Linked DNA regions of Homo sapiens: region 1 is linked to region 2. Evidence: read pairs that join two places in POLR2A ChIA-PET (ENCODE). Cell type or tissue: Panc1. All regions are shown on one strand. Each heading gives the region's core, and the rest is flanking DNA. Links, peaks and the distances in the headings are about the cores only.

The links. ChIA-PET counts read pairs that join two places held together with the same protein. Peaks named below come from ENCODE experiments on the same cell type or tissue, not always from the same donor. Only the 100,000 strongest peaks of a DNase experiment are listed, where the experiment ranks them.
Region 1: POLR2A ChIA-PET joins it to region 2 with 7 read pairs; 2 of 35 experiments call an interaction of 5 or more read pairs at or near these places.

The regions. Positions count from the first base shown.
Region 1 is chr11:73,736,849-73,745,641 of GRCh38, reverse strand. The region is part of intron 1 of RAB6A (RAB6A, member RAS oncogene family); the gene reads left to right. Among named protein-coding and RNA genes, the nearest start is that of RAB6A, 20 kb to the left of the region's middle. In Panc1, for the core only: no CTCF peak of the experiment used is centred there; no DNase peak of the experiment used is centred there; H3K27ac peaks cover 288 bases.
Region 2 is chr11:73,904,636-73,912,364 of GRCh38, reverse strand. PAAF1 (proteasomal ATPase associated factor 1) reads right to left here. Exons shown (of 12, transcript NM_025155.3): 7 at 2,772-2,966. Among named protein-coding and RNA genes, the nearest start is that of PAAF1, 32 kb to the right of the region's middle. RefSeq lists an enhancer at 4,883-5,022. In Panc1, for the core only: no CTCF peak of the experiment used is centred there; a DNase peak (open chromatin) is centred at 4,969.

The DNA.
Region 1 (8,793 bases), core at 2,206-7,205, 170 kb after region 2:
CCAGCCTGGTCTCAAACTCCTGACCTCAGATGATCCACCCATCTCATTTTTGAATTTTTAATAGAGACAAGGTTTCACCATGTTGGTCAGGCTGGTCTCAAACTCCCGACCTCAAGTGATCCACCTGCTTCAGCCTCCCAAAGTACTGGGATTATAGGCGTTAGTCACTGCACCCGGCCTGTGTCTCTATTTCTTAAGGTTAATTTTATGTCTCTGTGAGTTGTATCCACTTTCATTTTTCTAAGAATGCAAAGTTGTTTTAGGCCAAACTCTGGACCACATTAACTGCCTAAAGTACTGAATGAAGTCTACTTGGTGAAGTTTCTCTCCATTGGTTAATTAATTCATTCAGTGCCAGGCAGAAACTGACTCTCTGAGTATACAGCTATGAACAAGAAAAATACAGTTCTTGTTTCTTATTTTATCGTGTGTAGTTGAGAGAGGTAAACTAGTAAATAAATGCATTAACAAGATACTTTGAGATAGTGTTAATGTGTTTATTATATTACCAATTTTTCCTATTTTTTCCCATAAGAAAAGATGGATCATGCTTTATTTAAAATTTCTACACTTAAGTGTTTGAGTGAAATAATGCTGATAAAGTGAGTCTTGTGCTAGTAGTCAGTCTTATGCCAGTACTCTTTACTCTTTTTTTTTTTTTTTCTTTTGAGATGGATTCTCGCTCTGTCACCAGGCTGGAGTGCAGTGGCGCGATCTCGGCTCACTGCAACCTCCACTTCCCGGGTTCAAGCGATTCTCCTGCCTCAGCCTCCTGAGTAGCTGGGACTACAGGTGTGCATCACCATGCCCAGCTAATTTTTGTATTTTTAGTAGAGATGGGGTTTCACCATGTTGGCCAGGATGGTCTCGATCTCTTGACCTCATGACCTGCCCGCCTCGGCCTCCCAAAGTGTTGGGATTACAGGCGTAAGCCACCGCGCCCAGCCCCAGTGCTTATTTTGAACTTTCCACTGGAATATTCTTTTAGAGTGCAAACTATTTTGATTTCTCTTTTTGTCCTTATGATACAATTATAAAAGTATGTTGACTTTGTTGTAGGAGTAAAATAAAAGTCCTGCTGCCATCTAAAATTCTTTTTTTTTTTTTTTTTTTTTTTTTTTTTTTTTTTTGGAGACAGGGTCTCACTCTGTTGCCCAGGCTGGAGTGCAGTGGTGTCATCACAGTATACTACAGCCTTGACCTCCTGGGCTCAAGTGATACTCCTCCCTCAGCCTCCTGAGTAGCTGGGACCACAAGCATGTGCTACTACATGTGGCTAATTTAAATTTTTTTTTTTTTTTTTTGAGATGGAGTCTCCCTTTGTCACCCAGGCTGGAGTGCATTGGTGCGATCTCGGCTCACTGCAACCTCCACCTCCCGAGTTCACGCCATTCTCCTGCCTCAGCCTCCCGAGTAGCTGGGACTACAGGCGCCCACCACCATGCCCGGCTAATTTTTTGTATTTTTAGTAGAGACAGGGTTTCACTGTGTTAACCAGGATGGTCTCCATCTCTTGACCTCGTGATCCACCCGCCTCAGCCTCCCAAAGTGCTGAAATTACAGGCGTGAGCCACTGCGCCCGTCCAGTTTAAAATTTTTTGTAGAGATAGGGTCTTGCCATGTTGTCCATGTTGAACTTTTGGGCTCAAGTGATCCCTGCCTCAGCCTCTCAAAATGCTGGGATTGCAGGCATGAGCCATGGCACCTGGCTGATCTAAAATTCTTAGAGAGATGCAATCTTAGGCTGAAAGTAATTTAGAAAGATAATTTAGTTTTTTTTCCTTCAGGCAGAACCATATCTGATATCAATTTTATGAGCTAATAATGTAACCAGGAAAGAAAAGTTTCACAAAATTGTGTTATGTGAGCAAGGGTTCAGAGCCTCTAAAGTACATAGTATGCTTGGAGAATAATGAATAGCCTTCTGTAATTGGCAGATGAGGTTTATGTTTGTTAAAGGTGTGAGATGAGACTGGAGGCTAGGCTCAGAATTAAGTGTTTTTTTTTGGTTGGTGGTTTTTTTCTGAGACAGGATCTCGCCATATTGCCCAGGCTGCAGTGATCCTGTCTCACTGAAGCCTCAGTCTCCTGGGCTCAAGTGATCCTCCCACCTGATACTCTTGAGTAGTTGGGACTACAGGCACACACCACCACACCTGGCTTCAAACTCAAGTTTGACATAAAGGTCCTTGATGACCTGCTAAAAGTTTAACATTATCTTACGGATACTGGGGACCCCTGCAATGTTTTATAAATTGAAGAAGGATACCTCTGCTAGTATGGAGGTTGGACACTGACAGTGCTTTCTTTCTTTTTTCTCTTTTTTTTTTTTTTTTTGAGACAGAGTTTCGCTCTGTTGATCAGGCTGGAGTGCGGTGGCGCAATCTTGGGTCATTGCAACCTCCGCCTCCCAGGTTCAAGTAGTTCTCCTGCCTCAGCCTCTGGAGTAGCTGGGATTACAGGTGCCCACCACAAGATCTGGCTAATTTTTTTTGTGTGTGTATTTTTAGTAGAGATGGGGTTTCACTATGCTGCCCAGGCTGGTCTCAAACTCGAGTGATCTGCCCGTCTTGGCCTCCCAAAGTGCTGGGATTACAGGCGTGAGCCACCGTGCTTGGCCTTACAGTGCTTTCTTATCTTGTTCACTCTCTTGTATGTGTGCATATTTGTTTTCTTCAGTGGATTGTAAGCTCCTTTCAGGTCAGGGCTTTACTCGTATTTGTTTTTGCATTCTTATCCCCCAACCTCCTTATTTCCTAGCATTTAATAGTTTTGGAATGAAGTGAGAAATAGCCATTTGAGCATTGATGTATTTGTTTACTTTTTTTTTTTGAGACAGATTTTCATTCTTGTTGCCCAGGCTGGAGTCAATGGGGCAATCTCGATTCACTGCAACCTCCATCTCCCGAGTTCAAGCGATTCTCCTGCCTCAGCCTCCCAAGTACTGGGATTATAGGCATGTGCTACCACGCCCAGCTAATTTTGTATTTTTAGTAGCGACGGGGTTTCTCCGTGTTGGTCAGGCTGGTCTTGAACTCCTGACCTCAGGTGATCCACCTGCCTCAGCCTCCCAGTGTGTTGGGATTACAGGCGTGAGCCACCACGCCTGGCCCATTTTTCTTTGATAAGAGTAATCAGTAGTCTGTCTTTACCATTATGTATCTTTCTTATCTGCAGCTTTTATGTAGTTAAACAAGTTTTTTTGTCTGCGTGTGGTGGATCACGCCTGTAATCCCAGCACTTTGGGAAGCTTAGGCGAGAGGATCACTTGAATCCAGGAGTTTGAGACAAGGCTGGGCAGCCATAGCCAGACCCTGTTTCTATTTTGTTTTATTATTATTTATTTATTTATTTATTTTTGAGACAGAGTCTCGCTCTGTCGCCCAGGCTGGAGTGCAGTGGCACAATCTCAGCTCACTGCAACCTCTGCCTCCTGGGTTCAAGCAATTCTCCTGCCTCAGCCTCCCAAGTAGCTGGGGTTACAGGTGCCCACCACCACACCCAGCTAATTTTTGTATTTTTAGTAGAGACAGGGTTTCACCATATTGACCAGGCTGGTCGTGAACCTCTGACCTCAAGTAATCCACCTGCCTCAGCCTCCCAACGTGCTGGAATTACAGGCGTGAGCCACCATGCCCAGCCTATTTTATTTTTTCTTTTTTAATTTTGTTTTTCTTTTTAAATCACATTCCCTTCTTGTCCCTATATGTCTCCTGGAGGCAGGAGATATATAGGAAATATCAGTAAGTGCCTCTCAATTTTGCTGTGAACCTAAAACTGATCTAAAAAATTAAATCTTAAAAAATTTCATTTCATTTTGTTTTAATTTTTTATTTCTTTTTGTCTTTTCCAGAATATTATGTAGTTGGATCATGTATGCATTCCTTTCGAGATAAGATATTTTCATTTAATAGTTCACATTAGGTTCTGGCATGTCTTTCTATGATTTGATAGCTTATTTCTTTTTGGTGCTGAATAATACTCAATTGTGTGGATATACCACAGTTTGTGTATCCATTCACCTACTGAAGGACATTTTGGTTGCTTTCAAGTTTTGCCAGTTACTAATAAAAAGCAGCTGTAAACATACATGTACGTCCTTTTTTTTTTTCTTGTGCAGATTTTTGTGTGGACATGTTTTCAGCTCTTTTGGGTAAATACCAAGGAGCATGGTCGCTGGATCATATGGTAAGAGTATATTTTGGGCCAGGCACGGTGGCTCACGCCTATAATCTTAGCACTTTGGGAGGCCGAGGTGGGTGGATCACCTTAGGTCAGGAGTTCAAGACCAGCCTGGCCAACATGGTGAAACCCCGTCTCTACTAAAAATACAAAAAATTAGCCAGGCGTGGTGGCATGCACCTGTAATCCCAGCTGATTGGGAGGCTGAGGCAGGAGAATGGCGTGAACCCGGGAGGTGGAGCTTGCAGTGAGCCGAGATTGCGCCACCGCATTCCAGCCTGGGCGACAGAGCAAGACTCTGTTGGGGGGGTGGGGGGAAGGAGTATATTTTGTTTTGTCAGGTAAATATTTTTTGTTTTTACTTTGGATGTCTCTATTTCATCATGCTGGAAACTCATACTGTAGATCTAATAAATATTATTGTGGAGAAACCACTTTTATTAAAAACAACTTTTGAGCCATAGATGTGAAATTACTTATTTTAACAAATTTTCTATACAACCACATTCATTCTCTCCATTTTTAAATACGACTGTACAGGTGTAGTGTAGTTTTTTTTTTTCTTTTTTTTAAAGACAGAGTCTCACTCTGTTGCCCAGGCTGGAGTGCACTGGCGTGATCTCGGCTCACTGCAACCTCTGCCTCCCAGGTTTAAGCGATTGTCCTGCCTCAGCCCCCCCGAGTAGCTGGATTACAGGCGCATGCCATCACGCCTGGCCAATTTTGTATTTTTAGTAGAGACGGGGTTTCACCATGTTGGCCAGGTTAGTCTCAAACTCCTGACCTCAGGTGATCCGCCTGCCTTGGCCTCCCAAAGTGCTGGGATTACCGGCGTGAGCCGCTGCTCCTGGCCAGCTAGTTTTTTTTTTTTTAAATTAACTTTAGGAGAAACAAAAAATCTTGATTCAATTTAGGTCTTTTAGAGAAAGGCTACTAGATTTTTAAACTTTAGTTTTATTGACTAGGTAAGTTACACTGAAGTAGCATTAGCTTGGTTTATTTGATTTTGTTTTCCTCTAGAATTGCATCACCTAGGTGAGACGCCCTTGGATATGATATTGCAGTGAGGTTTGCTTGCAGCTGAGCTTTTCTGTTGTGATCCCTAGGTACTTTTCTCAACTGTCTTTGTTACCAGGATGGAACAATGACTAGATAGTGTCTTTTGCTTGGCTTTGTTACTACAATCATAGCATATGATTTAAGCTACCATTATCATAGCGGATTAATTTTTTATAGTGTTTTTTTGTGGGAAAAAGTAAAAAATATAAATATCTAATTGGTCTAGTTCAATACTATCTGGCCAATGTTATTGACCAAGAATTATGAAGCAGGTCAGAATTTATCATAGTTATAGATTGTAGACTAATTGAGTCCTCTCTTTTTTTTTTTTTTCTTTTTTTTGAGACAGAGTCTTGCTCTGTTGCCCAGGCTGGACTGCAGTGGCGCAGTCTCGGCTCACTGCAACCTCTGCCTCCCAGGTTCAAGCGATTCTCCTGCCTCAGTCTCCTGAGTAGCTGGGACTACAGGTGTGTGCCACCAAGCCCAGCTAATTTTTTGTATTTTTAGTAGAGATGGGGTTTCACTGTGTTAGCCAGGGTGGTGGTCTCCATCTCCTGACTTTGTGATCTGCCCGCCCGGGCCTCCCAAAGTGCTGGGATTACAGGCATGAGCCACCGGGCCCGGCCTGAGGCTTCTCTTTTTTATGCAAATACCAGTCTTAGATTGTGTGAATCCTAGGTATCCTTCAAGAGTATATTATGTGAGGACTTACTTTGCCACTTATAAAACTTATCTTTTAAATTAATATCCCTCGGTTTTCTTGAGGCCCCAATAATTAGTTTATCTAACTTTTAATAATCAACCTTAGAGGTGGCAGGATTTCTTGAGCCCAAGGACTTGGCACTGCAGTGAGCCATGATTGGTGTCACTGCACTCCAGCCTGAGACAGAACAAGACCCTGATTCAAAAAAATAAAAAATAAAAAATCAGGCTGAGTGCACTGGTGGCTCATGACTCATCCCAGCATTTGGGAGGCTGAGGCGGGAAGATCACTTGAGCCCAGGAGTTCGAGACCAACCTGGGCAATATAGTGACACCCCATCTCTTAAAAAATTTTTTAGTTTACTTTTTAGTTATCTTTGGTGTTCCAGTATTTATATATATATATATATATATTTTTTTTTTTTTTTTTTTTTTAATTATTATTACTATTTTTTTTTTGCAGTCTTGCTCTGTCTCCCAGGCCAGAGTGCAGTGCTGTGATCTTGGCTCCCTGCAGCCTCCACTTCCCAGGTTCAAGCGATTCTTGTGCCTCAGCATCCTGAGTACTAGACCTGCCTAATTTTTGTATTTTTAGTAGAGATAGGATTTCACCACGTTGGCCAGGCTGATCTTGAACTCCTGACCTCAAGTGATCTGCCCACCTCAGCCTCCCAAAGTGCTGGGATTACAGGCATGAGCCACTGTGCCCAGCCCCAATATTAGTTTAGTTTAGTTTAGTTTAGTTTTGTTTTTTGAGACAGGAGTCTCACTCTGTTGCCCAAGCTGGAGTGCAGTGGCGCAGTCTTGGCTCACTGCAGCCTCCGACTCCCAGGCTCAAGCAATCATCTGGGCTCAGCCTCTCAAGTAACTGGGACTACAGGTGTGTGCCACTATGCTGGGTAATTTTTGTATTTTTAGTAGAGACGGGGTTTTGCCATGTTGCCCAGGCTGGCCTCAAACTCCTGACCTCAAGTGATCTGCCTGCCTCGGCCTACCAAAGTGCGACCGCTCCTGGCCTCAATATTGGATATTTATTTTATTTTTTACTTTGAGACAGGATCTTACCCTGTTGCCAGGGCTGGAGTGCAGTGGCACTATCACAGTTTATAGTAGTTGCAAACTCCTGGGCTTGAATCTTCCTGCCTCAACCTCCCAAGTAGCTGGGGCTACAGGTCTACTCCACTGTGCTTGGCTAAATTTCTTTTTAAATGTTTTTGGAGATGGAGTTTTGCTTTGTTGCCCGGCTAGCCTTGGACTCCTTGCCTCAAGCATCCTCCAGTTTCAGCTTCCCGAGTATCTGGGATTACAGGCAAGAGCCACTGTCCCTGACCATTTTAGCCATTTTTAAGTGTGTAGTTCAGTGGCATTAAGAACATTCACATTGTAGTACCGGCTAGGCATGGTGCCTCACGACCATAATCCTGGTACTTTGGGAGGCCGTGGTGGGAGGATTGCTTGAGCTCAGGAGTTCAAAACCAGCTTGGGCAACTTAGTGAGACCTTGTCTCTATTAAAAATAAATAAATAAGTAAAAAATAAATAAAAAATAACATTCACATTTAGTACAACCATCACCTGCATAAATTTTTATAACAACTTTATGGAGCTAAAGTTTACATATCATATAATTTACTTGTATCAAGTATACAGTTTAGTGGTTTTTAGTATATATTAATAACATGTGGTCTTTTTTTTTTTTTTTTTTGAGATGGAGTCTCCCTCTGTTGCCCAGGCTGGAGTGCATGGTGTGATCTCGGCTCACTGCAACCTCCGCCTCCCGGGTTCAAGCAATTCTTTGCCTCAGCCTCCCGAGTAGCTGGGATTACAGGCGCCCACCACCACGCCCAGCTAATTTTTGTATTTTTTTTAAGTAGAGACGGGGTTTCACCATGTTGGCCAGGCTGGTCTTGAACTCCTGACCTCATGATCCACCCGCCTTGGCCTCCCAAAGTGCTGGGATTACAGGCGTGAGTCACCATGCCCGGCAATAATATGTGGTCTTTAGTGACTGATCTCTTTCAGTTAGTGTAGTGTTTTCAAGGTTCATTTGTTTTGAAGCATATTATCAATACTTCATCCCATTGTATCTGTGTACCACGTTTTGTTTATTAGTTGATGGACATTTGGCTTGTTTCTGCACTTTGGCTCTTATGGGTAGTGCTTGCCATATGTTATAATGATTTCATTATCATTTAGCTCAAATGATGATGAGTTTTAGAAACAGGGTCTTGCTCTGTCACCCAGGCTGGAGTGCAGTGGTGTGATCATAGCTCACTGCAGCCTCAAACTCCTAGGTTCAAGCAATCCTTCTGCTTCGGCCTGCCAAGTAGGGGACTACAGGTGCATGCCACCACACTCTAGTAAATTTTAAATTTTTTGTAGAGATAGGGTCTCGCTTATTTGCCCAGGCTGATCTCGAACTCCTGTATTCACTCGATCCTCCTCAGCCTCCCAAAGTGATGGGATTACATACACGAGCCAACACACCAAGCCTAAATTTCCATTGTGAGTTCTTCTTGAACCTCTGGGTTAGAAGTACATTATGTTATTTCCAAACATTTCAACATTTTCTGGATATCTTTTAGTTGTAAATTTCTTGTTCAGTTTCACTGAGGGCAGATAATACGTTCTATATGATTTCAAACATTTGAAATTTGTTGAGACTTGCTTTGTGTCCCAGCACTTGTTTTCTTTCTTTCTTCTTTTTTTTTTTTTTTTTTTTGAGACAGTGTCTCGCTGTGTCACCCAGGCTGGACTGCAGTGGCATGATCACGGTTCATTGTAGCTTTGACCTCCTGGGCTCAAGCAATCCTCCCACCTTAGCCTCTCAAGTGTCTGGGACAACAGTATG
Region 2 (7,729 bases), core at 2,108-7,107:
GGAAAAAAACAGTTTGGGGTGGGGAGGGATCAAACACTCCTTGTTAGACAAGGTAAGTTCAACTTATTTATTAGACATCGAAATAGAGTCTGAAACTCAGGTGAAAGGTCTATGCTTTACATGAACTTTGGAATGATAGCTATAGAACAGATGAGGTCACAAAGGAAGAAACTGTAGTTATAGCTGAGGGCCCAGAACTTAATAGTGGGGCCCTCTAGTATTTAAAGGTAGAAGAGAGGAGTTTCATAAAAGGAGACCTTTAAGAAGTAGCAGTCAATGAAATAGGAAGAAAACCAGTGTTATGTGGTATCACAGAAGCCATGAAAAAAAAAAGTTTTTTGAGGAGAGGGTTTACTATGTGAAATACCACTGAATTCAGAAAGACAAGCACAGAGAAACAAGGTGGATTAGGCAAGAAGAAGGTCACTGGTGGCTGGGGCCCATAGCTCACACCTGTAAGCCCAGCACTTTGGGAGGCTTAGGAGGGTGGATCACTTGAGGCCAGAAGTTCATGACCAGCCTGGCCAACATGGTGAAACCTCATCTGTACTACAAATACAAAAATTAGCCAGGCATGGTGGTGGGCACCCGTAATCCCAGCTACTCGGGAGGCTGAGGCACAAGAATCACTCGAACACTTGAACCTGGGAGGTGGAGGCTGCAGTGAGCCAAGAGATCGCACCACTGCACTCCAGCCTGGGCAACAGAGTGAGACTCCATCTCAAAAAAAAAAAAAAAAAAAGGAAGGTCACTGGTGACTTTAACAACAGCCATTTCAGTCAAGTACTTGGGCACAAACCATCCTAGAATGGGTTGAAGAGTAAATGGGAAATGAAAAATTACAGAAAACAAGAAAAAATATTCTCATTTAAATTACTTTAGGGCCAGGAGCTGTGGCTCATGCTTGTAATCCTAGCACTTTGGGAGGCTAAGATGGGAGAATCACTTGAGGCCATGAGTTCAACACCAGCCTGGGCAACATAGTGAGACCCTGTCTCTACAAAAATAAAAAAAAGTAGCTAGGTGTAGTGGTGCATGCCTAGAGTCCTAGCTACTCGAGAGGGTGAGAGGCAGGAGAACTGCTTGAACAGAGTACAGAGGATTATTAGGGCTAAGAAACTACTATGTATGATACTGCAATGGTAAATACATGTCACTGTACACTTGTCAGACCCTATAGGATATATAACACCAAGAGTAAGCCCTAATGTAAACTCTGAACTTTGGGTGACAATAATGTGTCACGTAGGTTCATCAGCTGTAATAAATGTACCACTCTGGTGGGGGATATTGATAGTGAGGAGGGCTATGTGTGAGTGGGTAAGGCAAAAGGTATATAAGAACTCCCTGTACTTTTTTTTTTTTTTTTTTTTTTGAGACAGAGTCTCACACTGTCGCCTGGGCTGGAGTGCAATGGAGCGATCTCAGCTCACTGCAACTTCCTCCTCCCAGGTTCACACGATTCTCCTGCCTTAGCCTCCCGAGTAGCTGGGATTACATGCACACACTACCACACCCAACTAATTTTTTGTATTTTTAGTAGAGATGGGGTTTCACTATGTTGGCCAGACTGGTTTCGAGCTCCTGACCTTGTGAATCGCCCGCCTCGGCCTCCCAAAGTGCTGGGATTACAGGCGTGAGCCACTGCACCTGGTCCCCTGTACTTTCTGCTAAATTTTGCTGTGAGCCTAAAATGGCCCTAAAAAATAAGGGCTATTTTTTAAAATGTGAGGGGCTAAGACAACAGTAGAAAAAACATTGTCCTATGGAACAGAGATGCAACTATTATTATGGGAAAATAAGAAGGAAAGTTGCCTTATTAGGACCTTTATTAGTCTCTCACCACAGCTATTCAACCCATTTCCTACTACTACCCCTCTTAATTCAACTTTCTAGCCCAGTCAAACATATCTTTTTATATAACACTTAGTTTCACGTCCAAGCTATAATGCAAACTGCCCCTACACCTACCCCTTGCCCTAGCTCCCATTGTCCTATCCTTACAATTACTGTCTGTTCAACTTCAACTTATCCTCTAAAGGTTCAAGCCAACTTCTTTTGTGACATCTTTCCTATCTATACTAACCGGGAACACTCCGTCCCTCTGAAAACCTATTATATTTGCATTAGGACTTGCTAATTTGCCAGGCATGGTGGTGCAGGCCTGTAGTCCCAGCTATTAGGGAGGCTGTGGTGGGAGCATCACTTGAGCCCAGGAGTTCAATGCCAGCCTGGGCAAAACAGCAGGACTCTATCGCTAAAAGAATAAAATAAATAAAAAGAATCACTAATTATTTCAGCCAAATGTTACTGTTCTCTAAATGTTTTAAAGCAAGCTTGTCCAACCTGCAGCCCAGGGTGGCTCTGAATGAGGCCCAACACAAATTCATAAACTTTCTTAAAATATTATGAGATTTATTTATTTTTAGCTCAGCTATCATCAATGTTGTGTATTTTATGTGTGGCCCAAGACAAGTCTTCCAATGTGGCCCAGGGAAGCCAAAAGATCGGACACCCCTGCTTTATAGGCATTTATCTCATCTTCTACATTAGATTGTACTTACTGAAACGCAGTGCTATGACATATACTTCCTTTGTAGATTCCAAAGTAATAGAAACATAGTAGGTACAGAGTAAATATTAATCGTATGGTGAAAACAGAAATACCAGGCACAGAGCAGAAAAGGATGAGGAAGAAAAGGAGAAACTAAGGCAATCACTGAAGGGGGCCTAAGAAAATAAAACAATGCTACATATCATTATCAACTTACTGGGCATCTGCTCAGGGGAGCCAAGGTTTATGGAGTTGTCAGCAGCACCCACCGCCACTCCATTGATAGAAGAACCACAATCTGCAAGGACTCCCAAGCAGGCTGAGCGCCCACAATCCCAAAGTCGTGCTGTCCCATCTCGAGAAGCAGACACCACATTCCTCCCCCGATCAACGATGGCTGTATCCAGGATACCTAGCAAGAGAAAAAAACTCCCTAAGATGGAGGATGGAGTAAAGGAACTACAAGGGCAGAGAAGATGGAGCTGCATAAATGACTCCATCCCTTCACAAACATGTTCTGAACAGGTACCACATGCTGGCCATGTTCAAGTGCTAGAAAAACAGAAATAGAGTCCCAGCTTCCCAATGAATCAAAGTCTAGCTGTGAAAGACAGGCATGGAAAAACAAGTACTGGATTTAATTTTTAGTGGAGTGTGCTAGAGAAATCATGTTCAAGTTTTTTATTTTGTCTTCAAAACTCTTTTTTAAAAAGAAAAATTAAGAGGTCGGGCGTGGTGGCTCACACCTGTAATCCCAGCACTTTGGGAGGCCGAGGCAGGTGGATTGCCTGAGCTCAGCAGTTCAAGACCAGCCTAGCTAACATGATGAAACCCTGTCTTTACTAAAAATACAAAATAGCCAGGCGTGGTGACACATGCCTGTAATCCCAGCTAAACAGGAGGCTGAGGCAGGAGAATCGCTCGAACCTGGGAGGCGTAGGTTGCAGTGACCCGAGATCACGCCACTGCACTCCAGCCTTCAACAGAGGAGACTCCGTCTCAAAAAATAAATAAATAAATAAAAAATAAAAATTAAGTAGACACCTTAACAAGAACTTTGGAGGAAAAAAAAGTTGACACCTAAGCTAATTCAGTTTGAAAATCACTGCCTTGGCCAGGTGCAGTGGTACACACCTGTAATTCCAGCACTTTGGGAGGCTGAGGCAGGAGAATCTCTTGAGCGCAGGAGTTTAAGACCAGCCTGGGTGACACAGCATGACTCTGTCTGTACAAAAAATTTAATTTAGGTATGGTGGCTCGTGCCTGTAATCCCAGCTACTCAGGAGGCTGAGGTGGGAGGATTGCTTGAGCCCTGGAGTTCAAGGCTACAGTAAGCCATGATTGCTCCACTGCACTCCAGCCTGGGCAGTGGAGCAAGACCCATATATATATATACACACATATATATACACATATATATATACACACATATATATACATATATATATACACACATATATACACATATATACACATATATATACATATATACACATATATATACATATATACACACATATATATACATATATACACATATATACACATATATACATATATATACACATATATATACACACATATATATATATTTATTTACATATATGCTGCTGCTGCTTTCACTGATAATTGATTAAAAGGGTTAGCCTCCCCATTTGAAAAAAGGACATGACTTCTGGTTTTGGCCAAGAAAGAGTAGTCCCATTGCTCCTAGGTCCTTCTGTTTACAACTGAAAAGTCATTGACACCACAAGCATAGTAAGACTTGGAATGATGGAAAGAAGGTGGTGGACCACTTAAGGACCTCAGGACTTAAAAAACAACACAGCAATGAGTTCCTGGATTTCCTTATTGCCTCCCACATGTCCTGGACAGGACACTGCAGAAGCCTCCAACACAAAACTGCTAACAGGAACAGAGTTAAAAAACAAAACAAAACAAAACTCCCAGTAAAGTCTGTTGCCCCTAGCCCAAAGACTGAGAAAGAAGTAGCTCACAAAATAGAAATCTTGGCAACATCCACCCTATACCAGTAGACATCAACAGAAAAACTGTTACTTCCCCTCCCCCATGGTTTCAGTGGGGCTGAACAGGAGGTGATCATCTACCCCGCTCCCATGGAAGCCGGCAGCAGCACTCCCATTCCCCTACCCAGTGGGGTTGACCAGGTTAAGTAGGGTACTGTCACAGGATCTAGCAGTGAGCTCAGTTTCCATCCCCACCTGGCAGTGACAGGCACAAAGAGGTGCCCTGAGGTGCCCACCACCCCTTCCCAGGTGTCAGTCAGCAGGGAACCAAGCTTATAACGCCACTAGAAGGCAATGAGGTGATGCAAGTCAGGTGGTGCAACTGTGTCCTACTTTCACCAAGAAGATGACACAGGACCAAGGGGGAAGCTGAACTTCCACCTCCCCTGTCTGCAGTGTGAGGCGGTATGAGTCAGTGCTCCACTTTTGCCAGGGTAGTGTCAGGGGAGTCCAGTAGGTGGCTGAACATTCTTATCTACCCAGCCCTCATACCATACCTCAACAGGGAACTGCCTGCCAAAAAAGATGATGGAATTAAGATCGAGTGTTATAATGTCCAAAATGCCTATCGATTTTATAGTTTTTGAAGCCCTTTATTATCTATAATCTGAATATTTGCTATGGTCCCTAGCCTCAGGAATACACAGCATAAAAAAATAGAGTTGATTATAGACATAAAGACTTACAATGGAAAAAAAAAAAGAGAAAAAATACACAAACAGAATATATCTGGAAAAAAAAAGACATACAATACAATGGTACAGGTGTAAAAACACAGAGTTGTATGGAGTAGAGAGGTAGTGCAACCCTATGGTGATCCAGGCAGGGCTAGTATTTGTTTCATTAAAACCCATTTAACGATGCTTAGTATAGGTGCCCAATAAATTAAGAGTAACTGACCAAAAGTCACATAGCTAATTAGTGGTCTTTAGCATACTTTCTTTCCTCTTAAAATGAAATGACTTCAGATACACAAACCTTGACAAAAACTCTACAGCAACTCAGCGTAACGTACAAGTGCCAATCCAATGTGATTAACCACATGTCTCTCAAGTCTTACTGGAAATTTCACTTTGTTTAGAAAAAGATGAGTTTAAGAAAATGCCACAGCTTTAAAAAGTAGCCAATTTAGGGTCTGTGTGAGAAAATATCATTAAAAGCAACTCAGGTGGGACCTAATCACTATAGTGTAACTTTTCAAATAGATCCAATTTAAAATAAAAACTAAATCCAGGCCAGGTACAGTGCCTCACAACTGTAATCCCAGCACTTTGGGAGTCTGAGGCGGGCAGATCACTCGAGGCCAGGAGTTCAAGACCAGCCTGGCCAACGTAGCGAAACCCGTCTCTACTAAAATACAAAAATTAGCCAGGTGTGGTGGCAGGTGCCTGTAATCCCAGCTACTTGGGAGGCTGAGGCACAAGAATCACTTGAACCCGAGAGGCAGAGGTTGAAGTGAGCGGAGATTGCACCACTACACTCCAGCCTGGGTAACAGAGGGAATCTCAAAAAAACAAACAAACAAACAAAACTAAACGAAATTCAATTTATACAGCTGGCAACGGTTGTTAGGTAAATGTAATTCTCACAGCTATATACCCACTGGATATAGGCCACTAGAGAAAAGATTTTTCAGTCTTCCTTTCAAAAACAGATCTATCAAGCCCATATGGTTTGCTGCCATCTTGTTTCTTATTTTGCAATTGGTCACTAAAGTATTTTGAGTTTGGAAAATCTACATTTCTATTTCAACTCCATAATACATTCAGCAAAAATCTAATTAGAAAGTATCTTAGAGCTTTTAAGAATCCTAAGGAATCACCATAAGGAAGGTCTTTCAGCTCTTATTAAGCAATCAAAGATCTCCTTATGTCTCTACTGGAAGTTCCAACCACTATTTCAAAATGCTACTGAGTTCCACGGAAGTGATACATGCTTTTGGAAAAAAAAAATTCTGAAAAGTATGTATTCAAGGCAGGGATGCTATAGCTGTGGCTAGAAAGCTGACTATATTATTAATTGTGTATAAATTTCAAGTAATACTCACCAAAGAGCTGCAATCTAGATAGTTTTCCTTTTCTATAAAAGCAGAGTGGAAAATTATCACCCTCTCTTTAGTAAATAAAATGTCACTCATAATGTAACAGCATCTAGTGTGGGTCTCTTAACACTTACACGACAAGAATAAAGAAAAGAGGAGCCTAGAGAAGTGGGAACCTATGAAGAATGACTTTAGAAAGAAGCTATCAAAGTAGCAATTTTGGCTAGGCATGGTAGCTCATGCCTGTAATCCCAGCACTTTGGGAGGCCAATGAGGGAGGATCACAAGGTCAGGAGTTTGAGACCAGCCTTGCCAATATGGTGAAACCCAGTTTCTTCTAAAAATACAAAAATTAGCCGGGCATGGTGGCGTGTACCTGTAGTCCCAGCTACTTGGGAAGCTGAGGCAGAAGAATCACTTGAACCCAGGAGGCGGAGGTTGCACTGAGCTGAGATCACGCCACTGCACACCAGCCTGGGCAACAGAGTGAGATTCTGTCTCAAAAAAAAAAAGAAAGCAGCAATTTCAAGAATGCCTTTCCAAGAGAAGCAGCCATAGCTAAGACTTACCAGAAGCTGCAAAAAGCTTTACTGTTATTTTTGTTTTGTTTTGTTGAGATGGGATCTCACTATATTGCCCAGACTAGAGTGCCATTGCTATTCACAGGCACAATTATATCACACTGCAGCCCTGAACTCCTGGCCTCAAGAGATCTACCTACCTTTGCCTTCCAAATAGCTGGGATTACAGACATGCACCACTGCACCCAGCTGGAAAAGGCTTTAGATATCAAACCAAATAGATACAAGTCTTCACCATACAAACCAGAACACAAAAGCATTTGCCTTCAAGAAAAGATTCAGCAGAATCACATACGAGCATCCCAGCCAAAGTCTGGAAATACGAATAACATTAGATGAAACTATTCCTGAAATAAATATTTGTAAGAAATAAAGCAAATTTCATATTCCCAGGTGTATATTCTTAACAAGTGTATTTATTTAGTTTCTCTATCATATTAAGCTGTTTTAATGTTGCTAGGGAGCAATATACATACATGCGTATATGGGAAAATTAATGGCTATGACTCAGATCTCCGAAAAAAAA